Regions from separate parts of the Mus musculus genome. Here region 1 is linked to region 2. The links are chromatin loops, found by intact Hi-C in ENCODE. Cell type or tissue: left cerebral cortex. All regions are shown on one strand. Links, peaks and the distances in the headings refer to the core of each region. The heading gives the core; the rest is flanking DNA. Region 1 overlaps Ric8b (RIC8 guanine nucleotide exchange factor B). Region 2 overlaps Polr3b (polymerase (RNA) III (DNA directed) polypeptide B).

Region 1 (11,359 bases), core at 2,848-7,847, 280 kb before region 2:
TGCAGCAAAAAGTCAGTTCTTATCTTTACCTTTGGTGAATACTACATTTAACTACTGTGTTAGATATCTCTCTCTCTCTCTCTCTCTCTCTCTCTCTCTCTCTCTCTCTCTCTCTCTCTGTCACACACACACACACACACACACACACACACACACAGAGTCTGAGGGATGAATACATGATACAGGTCTTCTGTTAAGTATGACCCTACTGACAGAGTAACATCCTTTAAATGAGCTGACACAAAAATCTTTGCAAAGAAACCCTGCACTGTAGAGGTGTGTGTTCATGAATGTGTACATGAGTGCATTCGTGTGTGTGTGTGTGTGTGTGTGTGTGTGTGTGTGAGAGAGAGAGAGAGAGAGAGAGAGAGAGAGAGAGAGACAGAGAGACTTATAAACTTTTAAGGAATATACTGAACAATTATAGGCAACTTTATATAAGTGTACTTTGTTTTCTTCAGGCACGTTTCAAGGTGCACAATTATGTATAAATAAAAAGATTAAAAACTTTACTGAAGGCTTTGAGTAGTATGTTCATAAAATGACATGCTAAGGTCAACTGTAGAAAACAACACTATACATTTATCCATGTATAAAGCCAAGATAAAACCTACATTTGAAAGCACCACAACTTATACCATTCACCTAAAAAAAATGCTAGAAAAATTCAGAGAAGCACACACAGGTGCTAAGAAGGAGGAAGGGGAAAATATGTGTGGACTTCCGCTGGGACAGAGGATCATACTGAAGGAGGAGAGAGAGAAAAGCAACTCTAAGAATGTTTGAAAACAACCATAAGCTTACTTACAAGTACATAGTGTGTGTGTGTGTGTGTGTGTGTGTGTGTGTGTGTGTGTATGCACACGTGTGTTGTTTGCATGGAGTTATGTCACATATGGTGATAATGCTCCCTACCAAGTGACTAAAAGACTAACAGAAACCCCAGTGACAGGCATGGGAAACCCCTATTTAAGTTGTTGATCAGGAAGGGTCCAATATAGGCCACTGCCATTGCCCTTGGTTGCTCCCCAGAACTTGAAGGAAGACCCCACTACTGAGGACACCACACACTTCAGACACAGGACTTGGAGGCATCAAGCGGGAAGTACCCTGGGAAGCTCCTCTCTTAGGACTTTCCCAGGATCTGAAGGTGTATAAAAGCTGCCAAGGGACAAAAGCAAGCAGCAGTCCAAGCCAGCATGGAGCCTATGACTGCCTGTCAAGAGAGTCCCAGTGGTGCAACAGTAACCCTGCTATCCTGAGGCTAACCGAGAGCTGTCTAAGCCTGGTACTACAAGCTAGGCAACTATCGCTGGCTGGAGAGGTCATGGACCCCACAGAAGATACCACCACTGTCATTTCCCCAATGGAACCTAATCTCTAACTGCATTCTAAATACTTACCCTGATGCCCACAGATAAATAGAGCCTCATCCCTCGTCAAAGAAGCAGATGGAGGCTACTACAGAGGCCCGTGACTGGTCAACACACAGGGAATAAATGGCAGTGGAGTCCACATCCCATCCCGTACATCTACAAGGAACACTTACACCTAAGACTCAAGGCACTGGGAAGGCGGGGTAGAAAGACTGTGAGAGCGAGAATTACAGGGTATTTGCTACTAGACAGTTTTGCAGGCACAAAGGGGATGCTGCACCCATTACATCTCCAGTGTAGCTTCCTAAATAAAGCCTGCATGATGACACCATCAGTCAATATGCCAACACGGATGGAGAAATTTCCTAAGGCCCCACCCTTAGGTGAAGAGTGCCTGGCACTCGGTAGCTGCTGAGAAAGGAGGAATCCGTCTTCTCCAGTGAGGAGCTCTCTGAGGTTGGCCAATCCCAAGGGAGCAGCCCTAAACACAGGCACATAACAGCAAACTAAATCAGCTCAGCAGGGTGTGTATGTCTGCATAATTATATTAGAAGAAGGCAGGAATTTGAGAAAATAGGGCATGGAGGAGTTGGCATGGTGCGGGTTGGAAATAATATTCATGTATAAATTTTAAAAAACTAAAATTAACTTTTTATTATAAAGGGCTAAAATAGAGAAAGAGATAGGAGATAGTCTAGTCAGAGTATGTAACTATAAAGAGCCTGGGAAACATGAATAAAGCTGTTAAGTTTTGAGTGTTTAACTGGAGAGCACCCCTTTGATAGAGAAAATAGCCACTCCACGGACACATGAAACTATCCCTCCTCTCAAGGAATATTAAAACTGGTTCCATTTGTATAAAATGAGACATGGGCTAATAAGACAAAGATATTAAACGAGAGTTATACTCTGTATCCCAAGCTGGCCTGGGCCTCACTTCCTCCTTCCTAGGTCTCCGGAATGCTGAGGTCACAGGCAGGTCCTCCACACTCAGCTTACACTCGTCATTCTAACCTTAAAACCTATCAGTAACTGCACTCCTCAGTGCTACCAGCAAACACTATGCAAGCATTTAATGAGGGGTAGTAATCTGAACCTTAATAAATCTGATACGCTGTCTCTTGCTGCCAGTGCCTTAAGATGCAGAGATTCAAGTAAGTTAGGAAATGCATAATGAATTAAGGGAACAAATGTCTAGAGTATATATGTATCCTTAAGACATGATTGCAATGGTCAGATACAAATCCACTCATGATCAAGGACCACAAATCTAAGCCCTCAGAACACTAATGCCTAGCTAATAATGACCCCTGAGATTTTAATGAAAGAATATTTACTGCTCTTTTACTGGAACATATGTCAATTCTGAGATAAATGGGTTACAGAGATGATTTAAGGCATATTAATGCTCCAAAAATAAAGTCAAATAAAATTTTGTTAAAATTTTAAACAACAAGATATTGGGAAGCAGAGACGGGAGTTAAGTGGAATATAAACTCCTAGCAGAGAGGAGTGCGGGAGAAGCGTTCGCTTCCCTTCCAGTGTGCTGCTAAATAGCCCACTGAAACCCTGCTGGACACTGTGTAGGGAAGAAAGGAAACTGACTGAACCTGGCTAACCAAAAAAGGAAAGATCTTCTGATGGTGCTACGTATGTGCACTCATGGGCTCACACAAGGATGCCTGTTCTGTCATGGTAACTGTCAGTTATTACCTGAAGATGCTGCTGAAATCAGATGACTCCCTGAAAGCTGACATTATAAGGATACTAGATACTAGAGAGAGAATGTAGCCACACAGTGGGTGCTGGTGAGACACACACTGGCAGGCAGTGTTGAAAGCCTACACAGACATTAGTTCTATTGTTTTACCACAAAGCAGGGCTTCCATTCCTTTACTGAGAGGAAGGCACACCCAGAGACCATTCTCCTCCCTCCTCAGTAGGAACCTTTCCATCCAGTTAAACTCTACGTCCTCTAGATCCAGCAGCTCCTCTAACTAGTACTGTTTTTTAGACCTGTATCTTCCCATTTCTGCTTCTCTCCAGGTGCACAAGACATCTTTTGTTCAGTACGAAGCTAACTATGTTACCTTCCTGGAGGACGCCTCCCCTGCTCCCCCTAAAGGCTGGAACACCAGTAGGTTGAACGGCTCCTGTCTTGCAGCCCATTCTTTCTAAAGTTATGTTCTATCGTATCCACTTCTCAGATCCTGAATTGTTTGTTTCTGTAACTACTTCCACTTAAAAGTGTCCCTCCCGGTTGCCACTGTAGCAAGCACAACCCTGCTTTAAGAACTTATTCCCACTGTGGGGAGACACATGCTAACTGCCCACGTGACTGAACTCCCAGGGAGCAGTTTGCTCTTTTAAGTAACATTTGTGGGAGCATAACTGCCTGTAAGATACAAGATCTCCAGTGTGAAGAAGCTGGATGTTGGGGATGCAAGCTCTACATCGTTACAGCACAGCCAATGGGGAAGCTTGAAACAACACAGATGAGTCAAAACGGCAGGACGAAGAAAATCAACTTTGCCGCAACAGCCAGAGTGTTCTTCACAGATGAGTCCACGGTGCTCTTCGAAGACAAAACTTAGTGTTCTGAGGCCATGGGGAAGGGCAGCCCAGGTAGCGCTAAAGCATCAAGTTAGAAGCAGACGGGGTACACTGACACAGTACAACTCTACGAGGCAAGGGGCGGGAGTAGAATGTGGGCTTCCCCAGGCAAGCATGAGGAAGCCCTGCGAGCTCACACAGGGGCAATGGCAACATTCTGTCCACATTTTATAACAAACCCTAGTAGCCACCTGGCAGACAGACCAAAATAATCTGATTAGAAACAGGAGGTCTGACTATATTAGTATTTTAAGAAAATGATTTTAAAGGCATATAACATGAAGTGGTGTGGGAACAAAATGGAAGAAAAAAATTAAAAATGGTATCTAGGAAGTAAAATCTGTAAGGTGTAATTGGTTTTACATGTACAGAAGGTAGGCGGGGTAACTGTAGATGACGTCCCTTCACAGAGGGTGTGAGCAAAGGACACAGAAAGGCTGAGGAACATGGGCCCTGGAGAAAATGCATTCCACGTCAGACAGAAGAGGGAGGCAGCCCTGAGAAACTCAGGTGCAGATGTGCGGTCCACAGGCGAAGCATGCCAGGTTCATCCTGAGGCAGAAGCCAGGAGTGAGACAGTGGTGTTCAGAGGGTGACTATGGAATTCAATGTGGGACCGGAATGAGTGTCAGCAAAGGAGACTGAAAAGAACGGCTGTCAAAGGCCGTCCAGGCCTGGCCTGGCACAGACATATTGAGAAGCGCATGCAATATCATCAGTATTTCAAGATTCCAAGATGCAAAAGCTTAAAAAAAAATTAAACCCAAGCACAGAGAGGACCAACTCACAGAGGAAGGCTTCTAGGAAGACAGGAAGAAAAACATGAACGGCAAAGAAGCAGCTTAGCAGCAAGCTAGAGAGAGGCCAAAGGCCCGCCCGCAGCCTGAGCTGGAGGGAGGCACACGCAGGTGGCACAGAGCTGCAGGTGGCACAGGGCTGCAGGGGGCACAGAGCTGCAGGGGGCACAGAGCTGCAGGGGGCACAGAGCTGCAGGGGGCACAGAGCTGCAGGGGGCACAGGGCTGCAGGTGGCACAGGGCTGCAGGGGGCGCTGCTGGACAAGGCAGCTCAAGCTGAACTGATTGTAACTCACCCTACCACTTCCGTATGCGGCTGCCACATACGGAAGGCGTGAAATGTTTCACAGATCACTTTCTTTTGGCTAAACTATGTAGACTATTTTTAAGGAGCTGGAAGAGAGTATATTATTGTAAGAAGAATTGTACTGAAATGTTAGCAGGCAAAACGATGCGCTTCCTTGGCTGTTTCCCTACTCACCGCATTATAGCTGCTGCTTTTTTTTTTTTTTAAAGATTTTATTTATTTTATGTATGTGAGTACACTGTAGCTGTACAGATGGTTGTGAGCCTTCATGTGGTTGTAGGGAATTGAATTTTTAGGACCTCCGGTTGGCTCTATTTGCTCTGGTCTCCTCCGCCTGCTCAGTCCTTCTCGCTCTGGCCCTAAGATTTATTTATTATTATACATAAGTACACTGTAGCTGACTTCAGGCACACCAGAAGAGGGCATCAGATCCCATTACAGATGGTTGTGAGCCACCATGTGGTTGCTGGGAATTGAACTCAGGACCTTTGGAAGAGCAGTCAGTGCTCTTACCCGCTGAGCCATCTCTCCAGCCCTATGGCTGCTTCTTATCCATTCTCTTCCTCCCCCTTACCCCCTTCCGGCAGGGTTCCCTCTCCATGAGACCAGCCTTCTCCTGCTTTCACACTACATGCATTCCATTACAGGCACCCTCAGCTCTTGGGCCCCTTCTAATAGCTCCCTTTACACATTTAGGATTCACATTTTTCTCTCATTTAGACCTCACATATAAAAGAAAATATGGGTAGCATTGGTTTTTCTGAATTCAGTTTTTGTTTTTGCTTAGCATAATTTCCAGGAAGCTGACTTTGTGAAAGTAATAAACTATAGTTATGTCACAGCTCAACACAAGTTGGTAACCTGACTACACGTTAGCATTTTGGTTCCTGCTGGCTAGAGAAGTAGGCTGCCCTGGCACAGATGGGGATTTCAGACACCTAGGCGTTCCTGCCATGCCTAGTCTGTTAACACTTGACCCTTCTTGCTTCTGACTGCTGCTTACTGCGCTACTCTGTGGTTTGAGCACAGACTACAGCGCCTTCACACTGCACATGGGTTTGTGCATCTTTAAGAAACTTCAGCTACTGTGGCTGACATGACTTGGCCTGCACATAGACCTTGCTGCTCTCCCTGCTCCCCCAGAGCCAACCCCTTAGGCACAGTGCTAACACTGCTGCACCAGAACACCAGCTGCAGCCTCCCCTCCCCCCTTGCCCACATGGATGGATCTATGGATCCCACAGACCATCACCTCCTAACCTCCCTCCCCCCACTCAACACCTTATCCCTCAACTGCAGGTCACACCTGCCAGAAAACCAGCTGGGTTGCTGCAGACCTCCACTCTGTTTCCCTAGACCCAGTCCCTCAACCTCTCTGGCACAGCAACACACCACCAGCTGTGGCCTCCCTCCTGTCCACTTCTCTTGTGGACCCCACAGACTATCCCTCCTGACCTCCCTCCTCTGACTCATCACTGCTTCCCAGCCTCCATCACCAGCAGGCATTCCCTATGAACACACAGCCTAGCAGACCAGTAAAAGAACTAGCACACAGCCATCACACACTCTGAAAATGCAGACAGGAAACAGAAACTGAAGAACAAAACACCCACCCAACAAAGACAAATCCAGAAATCAGCACCTAGACCTATAATCACCCCAAACCCAGACACCTAGATGCCTGTGTAAGAACACAATAACAACCAGGGCAATACATCTCTACTAAGGCCCTGCAATGCTACAACAGCAGGACCAGAATATTCCAACACAGGAGAAGCACAGGAAAAAGACCTTCAGATAACAGAGGTCCTTAAAGAGTAAATGAATAAATCCATTAAAGAAATCCAGGAAAAGACAAACAATTGGGGGAAACGAATAAATCCTTCAAAGAAAGCAAGAAAAAAATAAACATCTGCATGTGCTTTGCCATGGGGAGGTCAAACCGGTGCCAGCATGGAGCCTTCCTCACTACACTCTCGTCTCTTTGGAGCAGGAAGGTACTCTGCAGGCTAGGGAAGGGAAATATGGACACCCACGCAGCCACAGCCTTTGATCGACAAGATGTGATACAGGGAAATGGTGGTACAGAACATTCAGGAGCAGCCGACCAATTCTGATTTGAGGCCTACTCCCTGCGAGGGAGCTCATGCCCGGCACTGCCTGGGTGGCCAGGAACCAAAGCCTGGCTAGTCCAGAGAGCTGGGGTAGAACCAGATTGACTGGCAGAAATCAACCAATCCATCAATCCTATGATTCCTAATGGCATTCTGCTATACTCAGAGATCAGGGCTCTGTCTAGTTGTCAGCACAGAGGTGTCCTCTAGCAGACAACAGAAGCAGATGTAGAGACCCACAGCCAGATATTATGGGGAGAGCCTAAATGGGGAGGTCCTCACTGGGTGTTTCCCCTCACCATTTGGGGAGTCCCAGAGGAAAGTGGTGTCCAGAGAGACTTAAGTGGCAAGCACGGGGCCTACAGGCGTCTGCACCAGGTCCTCTGTGTACGTGCTGTAGCTGTGAACTTGGTGTTTGTGTAGGACTCCTCACTGTGGGAGCTGGTGTGTCTCTAACTCTCCTGCCTGCTCCTGAGACTCTTTCTTCCAGTTGGCTGCCTGGTCCAGACTTGACATGAAGGCTTCTGCCTTGTCTTACTGTTTGTTTTGTCATGGTTGGTTGTCATCTCTTGGAGGCCTGTTCTTTTCTAATGGGAGATGGAAGGGGAGTGAATATGAGGGGGAGGGGAAGAGGTAGGGACAGGGAGTGGTGGAGGGAGGGGCGACTGTGGTTGGCATGTACTGTAAGAGAGAAGAATCTATTTCTAATAAGAAGTAGGAAGTTACTTGCTGGTCAGCAGCTCCTTAGTCGCAGCACTGAGTTGCACCTGAACAGCAGTGCCTCCTCACCAATCCCTGCAGCCCTCAGTCCTCAAGCAACAAACTGCTGCAAAGGGTAATTTTCACCTGTCACTTCACATGGACACTGCGGGTATTTTCATCACTAAGGGTTTGGCTGCTGCAGTTATTTGCATAAGTAAATAACATGAGGGTGAAAATCCTGACTGTTTTGTATACTTCTGTGTGTAGCATAAAAATACTCATCACATTCATTCATTCACTTATTATTTTAACTATCGTGGGTGCTTGCACACATATGGAGGTCAGAGGTCACCTGCAGTAGTCGGCTCTCTATGTATGGAACCTAGATGTCTGGGTCAAATGCAGGTGGTGAAGCCCAAGAGCAGGAACCCGTCTGTATCCACTGCGCCATCTCACCCGCCCTTGAATAAATGGGTTTTATTCCAAGAATACATTTATACAATTCTAATAAGATTGGAAAGAAAATCACGTGATTACACTAAGATATTTCTTTTTTTTTTTTTTTTTTTTTTTTTTTTTTTTTTTTTTTTTTTTTGGTTTTTCGAGACAGGGTTTTTCTGTATAGCCCTGGCTATCCTGGAACTCACTCTGTAGACCAGGCTGGCCTCGAACTCAGAAATCCGCCTGCCTCTGCCTCCCAAGTGCTGGGATTAAAGGCGTGTGCCACCACTGCCCAGCAGAAATTTCAAATTTTAATTGAAAAAATCCAAAATCCAAAAACAAAAACCAAGCAACACAAAAATAACTGCGCTGAGCTAGGCTAGGTCTGAGTTCAGCTGTATTAGAAAACTTCCCAAGTACTAGATATTCTAGGAAGAACAATGCCAACTATCTCAAATGAAAATAACCACAGAGTTCACTTGCAAAGTATGTGCTGCATTTGCTAAGCACCGACTCACCAGTAAGGTGGCACTGTCCTTAGATACATACTCATTATGAATTTTAAAGATGTACAAGTTAAGAAATGTATGTTCACTATAAAAAAATCTATACAGAACCAACAGTCTTCTCCGTGAGAAGTAACAGTGCTACGAACACAGTAATCACCCAAAGCCTTTGTGGGTGTGAGTGCAGGCAAGCGTGCCATGGCACGGGTGGAGGGGAGCTAGCCTCGGCTAGCTGCCGGTCCCAGCCGCCCATCCTGCTTTCTCTTGTTCGCACTGGGTAAGGCCTCTGCATGGAGATTTATGTCCGCCTCCTGTGGACATCATCGCTGTGGGAGCACTGGGATTACAGACACGCACAGCGGCGAGCGCGCGGCTTTCCGTGGGCTCTGAGGATTCTGAACTCGGGTTCTCATGCTGCGTATCTCCCTCCGCTCTGACATCCAGTTTTAAGTGAGTGGGCAACGGGTATATGTGCTGTAGTTTTATGAGCGTGTACACACACACACACACACACACACACACACACACACACACACACGCTTTTTAAAATGGGTGCAGATGTGTGTGCCTGAGTTTGTAGAAGTTAGACGACAACTTTAGGCATCATTTCTTTGGAATGCTGTCCAGTGCCTTTTGAGGCAGGGTCTCTCACTGGCCTGAAGCCTGACAACTGAGTTGAACTGTCTAGCCAACAAGCCCCAGGGATTCTTTTCCCAGGGATCCTCCTGTCTCTGCTTCTCCACTGCTGGGATTACAAGTGTGTGCCACCAAGCTTAGCTTAGTTACCCACCTACTTACCTACCTACCTACCCACCTACCCACCCACCCACCTACCTGCCTACTCACCCACCCTCCCTCCTTCTCTCCCTCCTTCCCTCTAATTCAGATCTTTGTGTAAGCACTTAACTAACTAACCTATCTCCCTATAGCTCATTTGTGATCTAAGAAGATCCAATCAGCCACTATTTTGGCAACACATGTGAGCAACTGTGATAACCATTTGATTATAAGGTGTAAGTCAATCTTTTTCTTCTATTTATTTATTTATTTATTTATTATTTATTTATTTATTTAGGTATTTTCTTCATTTACATTTCCAATGCTACCCCAAAAGTCCCCCAAACCTCCCCCTACTCCCACTTCTTGGCCCTGGCGTTACCCTGTACTGAGGCATATAAAGTTTGCGAGACCAATGGGCCTCTCTTTCTACTGATGGCCGATTCAATCTTGTTCAAGAAGAAGCTGAAGTGAAGCCATGTTACCAGTGGAGTGTCCTTAGTGGGTCAGGCAGTGGTTTGAAAGAGGGTCAAGCACCTGACACCTGTCACTGCTAATAACCGTTATCAACATTATAACAACATTTCAATTATGTTGCTAATAATGTGCCATCTTTATAGGAACGTAACTGGTTAAACTAAAAAGTCAGAAACAAGGTTTAAGGATACAGAAGATTTAAAAATTTGAGGAATATAGCACAGTGGTAGGGCAATTGACTAGCATGGATGGGACCCTAAGTTCAACAGAGAGGGAGAGGGAGAGAGGAAGAGGGAGAGAGGAAGAGGGAGAGGGCGGGGGAGATTTTGACAGGGGTGTTTTTCATCTCTTAACTATCTTACAAAACCGGGGTTCATCAAAAAATGAAATAACAATCAACTTAGATGTGATTTCTATACAAAGATACTATACAAAGAAGAGATATTACTTGTTATCTCAAGGGCAAAGGCCACACCTTAACAGACTTCTGGACATCCATCAAGTATATCACATGAGAAACATTCTGTGACCACAGACTGAAGAGTCAGTGAGGAAACCAACCTTTCCCTGGGATGTTGGGAGGAAGCAGAAGCAGGACCGTACTGGTCACTGGTCACCTGGATTAAGACAGGTGTCTGACAATGGCTCCCAAGCCGGAGACACTACAAGGTCTGGGGTAAGCACACACAGGCAAAGGTTAGACGCTTGTGTGTTTGGGAAAGTATGTGTCTGCATGCCCTGGGGAGGTGGGGAACACACAACAATGATGACGAGTACTACTTCTGGTCATCTGCGTAGCCACTCTTAACAGCAGCAGGTAAGTAGTCAGGCCTGCAAAGACTGCAATAAAATGCTATACCCAACAGGAAATTTTCTTAAATTTCCTCCCAAAGATAAAAAACATAAGGCAAAGAGAGTTTAACCTACCTCTCTCTTTGCAAAGGACAAAAAGGAACTCAGCAGCAATCTGCTTGACTCCGAGGTCAACATGTGTCATGAGACGAACCAGCTTATTTCTCACGGTTGAGCCGACTTCTGGTCGATTTGTCACATCTCTCAAAGGCGGTAAAACCTGATTGCAAAGGTGAAAGAAGCCATCATCAATGGAGGGTGCTGGGATACATGAGAGTGGCACGAGGCAATGGCCAATCTTACAAGGAATTATAACTAAGTTTTTAGCATGAGTAACAAATAGAAATAACTGTGAGCTTCCAAATAACATGAAATAAACTACCATCATAACCAGCAAC
Region 2 (11,359 bases), core at 2,832-7,831:
GTAGTACCACAGTTAAGCACCGTATCCTTGCCCATGCCCTTGCCGACCTGCACCTGTGCTTCGGTGGCTCACAGCTTAAGCAACGTGACTCTGAGGTCTTAGTACAAAGGTTCACTCACTCAGCCACCCATCCACCCACTCTCTTACTCTCTGTGTGCTTTCGTGTGTTTGAGTGTGTGTGTGTATGTACTTACATGGGCACATGTACATCAATTTAGAAGCCCCTGGAGGTCAGAAGGTGTTGGATCCCAAACTCGGATCCTGTGGAGCAGCAGCCAGTGTTTTAACTGCTAAGCTCTGTCTCTGCCCCCTGGGTACTTTATGTGCCACAGGGTATGCAAGCAGCCGATTTGATCATATGTGCCATGTGAGCTGAGTTTCAAGATCTCATCGTTCACAATAATTGTATGGACTTGTGTCTGTCTAAGATGACAGCTAGACCCTTCACTTTATCTTATCCAACCTCACCCTTAGGCTGCAGAGCTACCTCCTTATGGAATAACAGTTGGGTGGCTCCTACCAGTTTTTGGGATTTACTCAGTAAGTGTACTTTCCTCTGTACAATACTCTAAATGACAGCTTCTGTTCCTCCATGCCTTCTGCACTCTCTCCTTGCCCTTGTCTTCATGTGCTGAGAGCTAGTTCTCGGATTTACCCATCAGGCACTGCTGAAGCACCCGTGCTGGGAGGCGCTGTGCTAGGTTCTGGAGCCCAAGCAGTGGAACCAGCACAGCAGCCTGCTCTCCCAGAGGCTGTGTCTCAGCTGGGAGACAGACAGCAGTATCAGGGCACACGTCCGAGGGACGGCGGCTGTGGAGAGGAGCAGGGCAGGGACAGGCAGCACTAGGTCGGAGTTTAATTGGGTGATCAGCGGGCAGAGGGTGAGGCTCAGTCATGGCGTGCTTTCTAAGCATGCATGAAGCACTGGAGTCAGTCCCCAGCAACACAGAACAAAAACAAAAACCTCAAAGCCAAACCAAACCAGACAACCACCTGCTTGGCAAGCAGTCACTGCGGGCCTGCTGGAAATTACCTTGTTTTTGCTACTGCTCCATGTCTAATAACAAATCGAAATGGCCAGCTCTGTGGTTTTCTGCACTGTGATCCTGTCAATGCCTAGCACACACACATTAGGTGTGAACACTGGGCTCCAGGCTACGAGACAAAGCACTCAGTGCTGGGGCTCGGCGCAAAGCTAGCAGTCTGGGCAGCACTGCCTCAGATGCAGTTAATGTACGCCACAAAAGCAACATAGAAACCCGAGCTTGTTAAAACGACAGCCTTACCGACACAACTGGGGGTCCTCAGTAGCCAACTGGCTTCCTAAATGTGGCCTGTCCAAGACAGGATCACACTTCCTAAAGCACTGAGCATTCCTTCCTTCCAATGAAGGCAGTCTTGGAACTTTATATCTTAGAGTACTCCTTCTTGGGGCCCTCGCCTCCGATCTCTAGTGCTTAACAGCACACTCACCCTGTGATGCCTGAGGTGACGTAGTCCTTCCCCAGGTAGTTGTAACCATGGCGAACGAGATCTTCACACACATCCTTCACTTTACTCCCTCCAAAGGCAGTGCCGTAGTGGAACCTGCCGTCTAACACGCCTGCCTTGCCAGCCAGCAGCTCAATTAACTTTCCAACCTGAGATGGGATGGGAACAAACCAGGTGAGTGCCCGCCCGGGCTGTCAGTTCTCTCGGCCTTTTGGCTTATGTTCCAAAAAAGTGGCTTCGACCACAACCACCAAAAGTGAATCATTGCCAACACCAGCATTAGCAGGTATCATGCTGAAGAGCCCTGGCCCACGTGACTAACTTCCCTGACTGAGTTCCCTAGTTTTCAGATATTGAAACTCGAGTAGAGAGCTAAGCACCATGGCCAAGGCCACATGGCCAGCGATACGATTGCAGATTACAGGAAGTGACTGCTGAAAGAGACATGGAGCAGGCTCAGCACACAGGACTCTGTGCTGAGGGCCACAACTGCCACTCACATGAACTAAGTGCAAAACCACTTGTCATTCGCTGCAGAGGAGAGTGAGTGACAGGGACAAGGAGTCCGTTTATCCGACAGGGTGCCACTCACTGTAACTAAACTAACTGCCCGCTTCTTTCCTTCAGAGCAGCACCCCTGAAAAGCCCAAAGGTAACTGACCGTCATTCTTGATGGGAAGCCGTGTGGGTTCATTATGATGTCGGGACAGATGCCAGAATCACAGAACGGCATGTCTTCCTGGGGGACGATCAGGCCACAGACACCTGGGGGAGAGGAGATTTATGGCATGTAAAGCAAATGGACAGGGGGAAGAATACAGTACTTAATTGGGATCTCCCTGCTGCTATCTCTACTCCCACTGTTCTAAAACCCTCCCCACGGTCTCCATCAAGAGCAACAAAAGCAATTTCCAACAACCCCGCTAGCCAAACAGTTCAAAAATGACTCTCCTTGCAGAAAAGCATTGTAGGCTGTGAACTGGCATGCTGGCATGCCACACAATGGTGCTGTCAGGCTGCCTGCCCACCTTCTCCGAGCACCACCTTCTCCGAGCACCACGAAGACCAAAGGGCAGTCTCAGGCGGGCTCTCATTCGGGAAGCTTTTCAATCCCCGGTTTCTGCTCCTTGTCGGCTAGGCTGTGGTCTGCTGGGTTTTGTGCCCAAACCACAGGAATGCAAATTCTCTGACCACCAAACAAAGAATGATTGAATTCGACTAAATATGTAAAATGTGGCTTTAAAAACCTGTGACAACAAATCTGTGTGTGGGGCTGGAGAGAGAGTTCAGTGGTTAACAACACTGGCTGCTCTTCCAAAGGACCTGAGTTCGGTTCCTGGCACTCACACGGCAGCTCACAACTGTCTGTAACTCCTGTTCCAGGGGAATCCAACACCCACACATGCAGGCAAAACACCAATGTATATACATTAAAAATAAAAAGAAATCATTAAAAAAGCAAAGGAAAGGAAGCCTGGGCGTGGCTGAAACGCTAGCAGGTGCACACACTGGCTGCAGGGGTGGCCACCTGCCAGGGCTTCCTTGGCTGAGCTTAACCTGCTCGGAGGAATTTTAATTCTTAGAGCTTACAGCACATTAGAAAAGTGATCTTTGATTGAACTTGTAAAGACCAACAAGAAAAGTAAGAGCCAATTCATTCTTAGAGCAAAAGGCCAGAATTAGACACGGAATTCTAAGAATGGAATGGGAGCAGAGGGCCTTCCAGCTCAGCACTCCACCCGCATTCTCTTAGGGTAGCAGACCTGAGCAGGCCGGAACAGTGTTCTAAGCTTGCAGAGATTTTGCTGCTACACAGCTGTTAATTCTTCTGATTTGTTTTTCCTGGGAAGATGAGTGGGACAGAATTTGTTACAATGTATCTAAGAGCTGGAAGGCTTGCACAGGACTGCTCAGAGGAAAGAGACTGATGCTCTTTCACTGTAGTGTAACAGCAGAAACAGCAATAAAAGAAAACGCCTCTCCCCTGGGTGTGAACGAACCCATTTCAGGACCTACTAAAAAAAACCCAAGTTTTTCATTCCTGTTTGTCTTCTATATAACTAAAGCCACTTTAAAAAAAATACTAAGTTGTTACTATTGCCGTGTTGGAGTTAAAACTTAAGATATGATAAGCAAGCATCCCCAGGACCCCCAAACGTCTTAAAATGGAACCTTTTTGATGTGCATATCATGAAGAGCTAAACAGAGGAAACAAGCCTGCCTGCTTCTTTACACTGTGCTAACACTCTGCTTTCTAGTGGCTGCCAACAAGACTGCAGCTAGGGCGTGTAGAGCTGGATTCCAGAGCAGACGTACAGTTTCTTTGATATTTATTTTGGTTGAAAAGGTTTTTTTTTTTTTAATCATACCATGGGTATTCATGCTTTCCTGTATAAATAACAGAAACTCACTTGCTACGCTGTAGCTCAAATCTAGCTGTGTGCCATTGTCTTGTGTGACGTGTCCCTTCCCTCTAAAGCCACATCTTATCCATACTGAAAGGATCTGACAGAGGCCGGAAGTCACTGAAGCCTACTTTGAAAGAGAGCAAATCAGAAATCTAGGTACCCTGAGGCCACTACTGTACAGCAAAGAACAACATGTTGGACTCGGCATCTCCACAAGGACGGGGTAGAGCCTGGGAAGGCTGGTGAGAGTCAGGGTTCCGATAGCCCTTAAACACAAAACCAAAGAGAAAAGGCAGCGCCTCTCAGGCAGGACCCACAGGGATGCTGGTGTCAGCCTGGGAGAGGCTGCGGTCCACCCTCCACACCACCAGGAGAAGGTGGGAACTGGTTCAGGCAGGCTGGGACTTAGGGATGGCAGGAAGACGGAAGACTTGGTAGCCTGGTTTTAGTTGACGTGTTTAATTGAGCTGATTTAACCTCACCAGGCTATTAAGATGACATACATGCTCATTCCTACAGTCAGAATCTAGTCATTTTCCTCTGGGCCCGATTACTCTTCACAGCACAGCTTCCTTTTGGGAAGTTTTTTTTTTTTTTTTTTTTTTTTTTGTTTTGTTTTGTTTTCTCTTCTGCCTTTTTCTGACATTTGCTGACAAAAACATACACAAGGAGCTTTTTTTTTTCCATTCCGTCTTATAATAGAATTGCTTTGGTTATATTTGAACCAGGGGCACCTGTAAGCCAAAAATTAAATCTTCGCTAACTTAAAATTACTTGAGCCTCTGAAACCCCTTTTATATGCCAAGATGGTTCCCATAGCAGACAGCCCTGTGTTGTTTGTTTTGTGAGAAAGCGAGTGATAAAAGACCCATGAAATCGACACAGAAAGCCAGAGCAGCAGAGAGAGGCGAGGACTCTCCATCACCACGGCTTCTCCCCTCTGCTGACTTGCTGAACAATGGGAGCTACACATCCAACTGCAGATCCAACACAGCTGTGCATTTCATTAAATGAAGAGCACTAGTGACACAAGTAAATAATTAACTTATTCTGCCCCACTGACTGTGCTTATGAGACCAGTCATAGCTGACAGAGTTTAATACAAGTTAACACAAAGGGGCCATAATGAGCTTAGAAGTTAAAACAAAATATTTAGACAGAATTTGATGATCTTGAATCTCAAATTAGACAGATGATTTTTAAAGTCTGCATTTTATTGAATCCATCAGGGGTAAAGAACGTTCCTGACCTTTGAAACCCACTTTTCCCCCATATATATTTTTTTTTCTTTTACATTTCTCTGGTTTAGAAATATGTAATCTTCACAACATTGGGAAGGTTTCTTCTCTTTTCTTGCAATGAAAAATTAAAACTGTGTTTCATCAAAGAGCAGAGGCATAAGGTCCATTCTGGCACTAAGAACTTTAGAAAGTTGTGGTGCCCTCCCTTGAATGCTGGCTTAAATGCAAATGCCACGCAGTGTGCTCCAGAGAGTTAACTCCCACCCTGCATCCCAGGAAAGCGGATGGGCTGCAAAGAAAGCATGGCTAATGGGAGCTGTTGGGAAATGATTACCGATTCATACCTTAAATGCTTACACAGCACTTCAGATTGTAAAATAAAATTTCATCCCCTGGCCGGTGCTGATGTCTCAACTCCATTGTTTATAGCACAGCCTCCTGGTAGCAAAATGCAAATACATTTTGCTCAGGAACTTTGATGTACTCACTGGAGGCAACTGGGAATTAGGCCACAGACTGTATCACAGGACTCTTAGCAAACACAAATTCATGAAGAAAAATAGAAGCCGGGAAAGTTAGGAGCAGACGATGCCCTGCCAAGAGAGTGTCACTCCATCAGCACTGACACTAATTCCAAGGGCAGAGAAGGAGAACTTATGGAGTCCAGGGAAACTCTCAGAGGACCCAGGTACTGCAGGTTCCACTACCAAGCTGCTGTCTTTATTTCTACGGCTTCAGAGAGCAACCCAAAAATCATGTAGGTACAGGTTGTCCAGAGAAAATACAGCTGGAATTATGAATCACTTCATTTTCTTAGAATGCACTTCTAATAACTAATATTATGGTAACTGACCTATTAGTTTTAATGGGTTAGATCTGTGTGCTGGAACACTTTAAATAGACAAGTTAACATATCAGAAAAAAAAAAATCAATGTGTTGTAGCTCATGCCAGTAATGCAAGTATTGGAGCAGCAGGAGAATTCTGAATTCAAAGCCAGCCTGGGCTGCTCAGCAAGACCCTGTCTCAAAAACAAACAAACAAACAAACCACTCCAAAAGAGAAAAAAAATTTACCATGCTAAAGCCTTATCAAGACAACTGCAGCCAGTCGTGGTAGCGCACGCCTTTAACCCTAGTACTTAGGAGGCAGAGGCAGGTGGATTTCTGAGTTTGAGGCCAGCCTGGTCTACAGAGTGAGTTCCAGGACAGCCAGGGCTACACAGAGAAACCCTGTCTCGAAAAACCAAAACCAAACCAGACCAACCAAACAACAAAAAAAAACAACTGCAGTGATCTATTTAATGCAAGAGCTATTTCTGAGGAGACACCCCCAGAAAGGGCTGACTAGTATGCAGTTTTCTATTGGTTGTCACACAGCACTCAGATGCACTGTGTGACAAACACTCTAAGGAGGTGAGGACACAACTCTAGGCAGGAGATGCAGCTGACATAGATCAATCCGAGCAAATGCTGGAAGCATAACTGCACTCCCTGCAGCTGAATGCCATGTAGGACACATCACAGGGAGGCTGCTAGAGCCTAACACATCACACTGACTACAGCCTAACCAACTCACTGGGGTTCGCGTAGGGAGATACTTTACCATCAGGAGGCCATGTACTCACACTGCTTGGGAGGACAGAGAAAGTCATCCTTTTTCCCACAGTTACAGCAGGAAGGGAGCCTTTTCCCTACAGTTGCACTGTAGGAAGGGAGCCTTTTCCCTACAGTTGCATGGCACCAGGAGTCTGGAGTCTGTGGTCTGGACTGTGAAGGAACAAACACGACTTGTGCCATGTTCATGAGGCTTATGAACATGACGAGATGGTATCTGTAGAGTTCATCTCTCCTTGGATCACACTCCAGTGGAGGGAAGATAACAAAGAACCAGGTGACCTTAATTTAATCTGATGCTCTTCTGTTTAACAGATACTATTCAGGCCGTCAGTGTTTGACTAGAAAGGAAGAAAAGTGATAAAGCCTTAGGAGCTTAGTCTTTTTACCTCCATCAGGTGCTCCATCAGGCAATTAATTGTGTTAGAAGAACCAATGGGCTAATATCTGAGAGCAACTTTATGGTCCTTAGACAAAAATCTAAATGCAAGGGATTATTATTATATAAGGAACCTAATTGCTCTCAGCAGGACGTACTCTAGAGGAGATCAACTTAATGACTGGCCAGTCAGGAGCAGCTGCCCAGACTGGCTGTGGAGGTTGGAACCTGCACCCTTAGTGTGTTCTGGCCGTTTCACATTATCAAGAAGCTGTCTTCTAACATGCATGAGTGTCTAGTGGGAACTGCTTGTGCTGATGAATATGGTACTACATGGGGGGGCTAAAGCAGCAGCCAGAACGTTCTCAAGTTGGACTGTTCCAATCACCCAATAAGTACTTCTAATAAACTCGGGTCGGTGGGCCTAAGAGATGCAAATTTCTAAATCAAAATGTGAAGGCTACCACAGGTGGCCTCCTTTCTTCCCTTTCTCCCAGCTATCAACTAACCTTTTCTTTTCCTCACCACCACCTTAAATCATCCCTTGGGGGAGAGAGCGGGGAAGACAAAAAAAAAAAAAAAAAAAAAAAAACCCGCGTCCTATCACCTCCAGATCTGGCGCATCGCTTGCCACATCCCGGCTGATGTAACTGCAACTCGGCTCTTCCTTACATGTTAACAGATAAATAATGCATAAGAAAACTTGATTAACTTTCTTATTAAAACATCACTCTAAATGAGAGGAGGTGCAGGAAGACAATAGCGTTTTTACGCGGCTTTCCCAGGAGCAGCTGAATGGTTTGATGTGATAAATTTGCATAGTCTGTGGCACACAAAGGGCTGATTAATTGAAACCCTTACAGTGCTTCTGGAAGCAGCTATTGTAAAAACAATAACCATAGGAACTTTACAAAATACACATGGCTAAATGTGTCAAGAACTTAATGAAATGTGTTGAGCCTACACTATTTGGAAACAGAACAGGAGATTTTTATTCTAGGCCATAAAACACTAAATACCCTAATTTCAAAGCTTTAGCCTGGGTGTTTACTGAAAGGGCAGAAGGCTACAGTGAGCCACAGAGGAGCTAAAACTTGTTCTTAGAAAACAAATTAAGTAAAGTCTTCTTACAACTAACGAGGTGTCTAACGAGGTGTCTATGTGGGTGGAATCCGGACTTCTAGCATTAGTAAGTGAACTTGTTTGGACTCTGGCTTTAGGGCTGTTGGACAAACGCACCTTATCTTTAGTACCTCACTCAGTCAACCACCCCCTCTACCCTCCCACTTAGACATTCAAGCAGGATCAGGCGGCTGCAGAGCCAAAGGCCTCCAGTGTGTTTGAAGGTGGCCTGGCAGTGGATTTTAACACCCTGAAGAGCTGTGTGAGGACAAGATGCCAGCCATGTCATTGTTACTCCAGGCTGAGCTCTTCTCGCTCACCCAGTTTAGAAAGCACTACAGAAAAACCACAATGAATGGAATTCTGGGAAGACTGGTTTTTACTTGTTTAATGGGACAGACTTTGCTCTCAGGTTTTCTGGCACACATGAATAAATGTTGTGTTAACTCTCACAGCCTCTCTGTGGCACTACATAAGAGCCTAAACTTCTTTTAAGATATACTTCATCAAAATATTAATAAATTAACTTAGCAGATTACTGAATAATATTTAGAGGCAAGCAGTCTTTTAATGGGACTTGCTTTGAGCAAGAGTCAAAGATAACTATTCTAGAAAATTTTGTCCATAAATACACTATCCTCTCTAAGCCAGGAATAAATAAATAAGCTGAACCGCTAAGTGAAAACTGTATTTTGATACGCCCAAGCTTTTACTTCAAAACAAAGTTGACTTCCGAGCGTTCTAAGTGGCTGTCTGGTCTCAGAGGAAGGAGGGGCACTGAGGAATGGATGTCATTATCTCAGATTTGCAGTTATTAAAAAGCTTCTGTTTGCCAGGGCAAACACTCTTGCTCAAATACAGTTTTTCCTTAGAAACACTGCCTGGCATTGCTGCGTTCTGTGATCTGCGGGACCTTTGTTGGAGGTGCTAATCCTTTTTCACACGAGAGACTGAGAAACGCTCTTTCAGGAGAGTGATATATTGCTTTTCCCCTCTCCACATCAAAGGGGTCTACTCTTTCCTTGCTCATTGTGAATGGCAGCAACAGAAAGAGGATATCCAGAAATATAATAATTCGCTTTGCCCGGACACTGAGAAGAAACTTAACTCCTTAGACTAATGTAATCTTTCCCTACAGAATTAAAAAAGACTAAGAATGAAACCTAATAAAGGCATTATCAGAGGGAAAAGTCTCAATATGAAAATATTATTTGGCACCAACTAAAAGAGTGCTTGAGATTTGTCTGTGTAAAACTTATAAAGAGCCCAAGAGCCTAAGGCACTTGTTTCTGTTGCAGGAAAGAAGTCTAGCTTCAGCATGCTCCAAGGAGCAAGGAGGTCCAAGGAGATGCTGTGACCATCTCGTCGTATCTTTACCAACCAAGCTGATAATGGCAGGATATGAAAGCACACAGCTTTGCAGGCCCACGCCTCTACTCTACTGACCCCTTTGGAAGGGCATCACATTTGAACAGGGAGGCACAGCCTTACTCCCAGTGAAACCCTGAAACATGGAAAAAGATCATAACTCCTCAAAGAACTCAAAACCAATGCAGACCTTGCCTCCTCTGAAAGCACACAGGTTATGCTGGCCCTTGGCTGTAGAGGAGGCCCTCACTGAGCAACCCTGCTCTCCCCAGATAGTCTTCATCAAGAGTTCTTTGGGCTGTAAGCTCACTGATGGCATTCATAAAGGATCAGGCAAAGACCCAGAACAAGCCTGTGTGAAGATTCTGACTGTCATAGGGAATAGACTAGAGGTTCTTTACTGCAGAATGCCGCAGCAGGGGTTGAGAGTGTGTTGGTCTCCTGGTCTTCATCCAAGACTTTTCCCTTCTGCTACACTGGCTCTGTCAGTTTAGTCCTGCTTTTTGGTATTGTTGAAGTTTTATTTTTTGTGTTTTTATTTTGTTTGTTTGAGACAGGGTTTCACTATGTAGATCAGGCTGTCCTGGAACTTGCTCTGTAGACCATATCGGCCTTGAAATCACAGAGATCATCTTGTCTCTGCCTGGCACGCGCTGGGATTAAAGGCTTGTGGCTCCACACCTGGCTTCACCTCAGTTGCGGAGGGTTGAGAGGGGAATGTTGCAGGGACTGAGAAAACCCTTCTCTGGCCAATCGTGGTCTTGGCTCATTACGCTGGGTACACACCCTGGCGAATCTCTTGTTCTACCTTACCCACCCATTCCATCCTCTTTCATCTTTATCAGCTCTTTGATCATGCACAACACAGAGCTACCAAGGTCAACTTCCTGTCCCCAGTGGCTTCATTTAGCTACTTATTATCCTGTTACCTTGAAGTGACTTTGATTGAGCAGAGACCAACACCGATGATCTATGAAACTAAAATCTCCAACTTGCTGCCAACTGCTGGAGAGGCTATTTTAAGAGTTATTAGTGTAGAAATGTAATCTAATCTGTGTATCGTACATGTACTAAATGAATCCCTAACAACAGCTTAAACACAAACAAACAAACAAACACCAAAAAAAAAAAAAAAAAAAACCCAAACCAAAAGCAGATAACAAACCAGCCAGGCTGTCCTAGGAACATACGACTCCCCGAACACTAGGAGCTTAAGCCCATGCTTTAAAGGCAGAGCGTACACACATGTTACATCAAAATAACCCGCAGAGAAGACTTACAGGTCAACTTGTGGGCACTGCTGTATTATTTAAACAAGTCTACATTTCAAAAGACTGGAAACTAATCTCCAGTAACTACTGTTCTTACCTTGGAATGTGTCTGCACCACAACAAACCAGTCACACCAGGAATGATGCTGTGACACATGCACCCCAGAACCCCACAAACTCTTGAGACTTTTATCAGCACATTTTGCAATGATTACTAAGCACACAGCTGTGCTATGGACCTCAGTCTCCAATGTATTCTCATTTTACTTGGCAATATCTAACTCTCCTAGGTGGAACCCAGTTCCTCTCTAGGCTCTGTCAGCTAAGTTGTGCGACTACTGTAATCACTGTCCCTTACAGTCCTCACATTCTGTCTTCTGTCTTTAGAGATCACATCTGGCCAGGCAATCAGGAGAATGGTCAGAATTGAAGGCTATGAATTTTACTGTTTTTTTCGTGAGACTG

The links. Peaks named below come from ENCODE experiments on the same cell type or tissue, not always from the same donor. Only the 100,000 strongest peaks of a DNase experiment are listed, where the experiment ranks them.
Region 1: a loop joins it to region 2, with 2.4 times the contacts of the local background. A loop is called at or near these places in 6 of 42 quality-filtered maps.

The regions. Positions count from the first base shown.
Region 1 is chr10:84,979,870-84,991,228 of GRCm38, reverse strand. It overlaps Ric8b (RIC8 guanine nucleotide exchange factor B), which reads right to left. Exons shown (of 10, transcript NM_183172.2): 7 at 11,037-11,181. Gm34633 (a long non-coding RNA gene) reads left to right here. Exons shown (of 3, transcript XR_003948930.1): 2 at 3,423-3,513. Among named protein-coding and RNA genes, the nearest start is that of Gm34633, 18 kb to the left of the region's middle. In left cerebral cortex, for the core only: CTCF peaks have their summits at 3,511, 4,841 and 5,052 (motif pointing right); a DNase peak (open chromatin) is centred at 5,100.
Region 2 is chr10:84,704,526-84,715,884 of GRCm38, reverse strand. It overlaps Polr3b (polymerase (RNA) III (DNA directed) polypeptide B), which reads right to left. Exons shown (of 28, transcript NM_027423.2): 24 at 2,153-2,256; 25 at 1,474-1,640. Among named protein-coding and RNA genes, the nearest start is that of Rfx4, 46 kb to the left of the region's middle. In left cerebral cortex, for the core only: CTCF peaks have their summits at 3,767 and 5,590; DNase peaks (open chromatin) are centred at 3,514, 3,688, 5,617 and 6,622.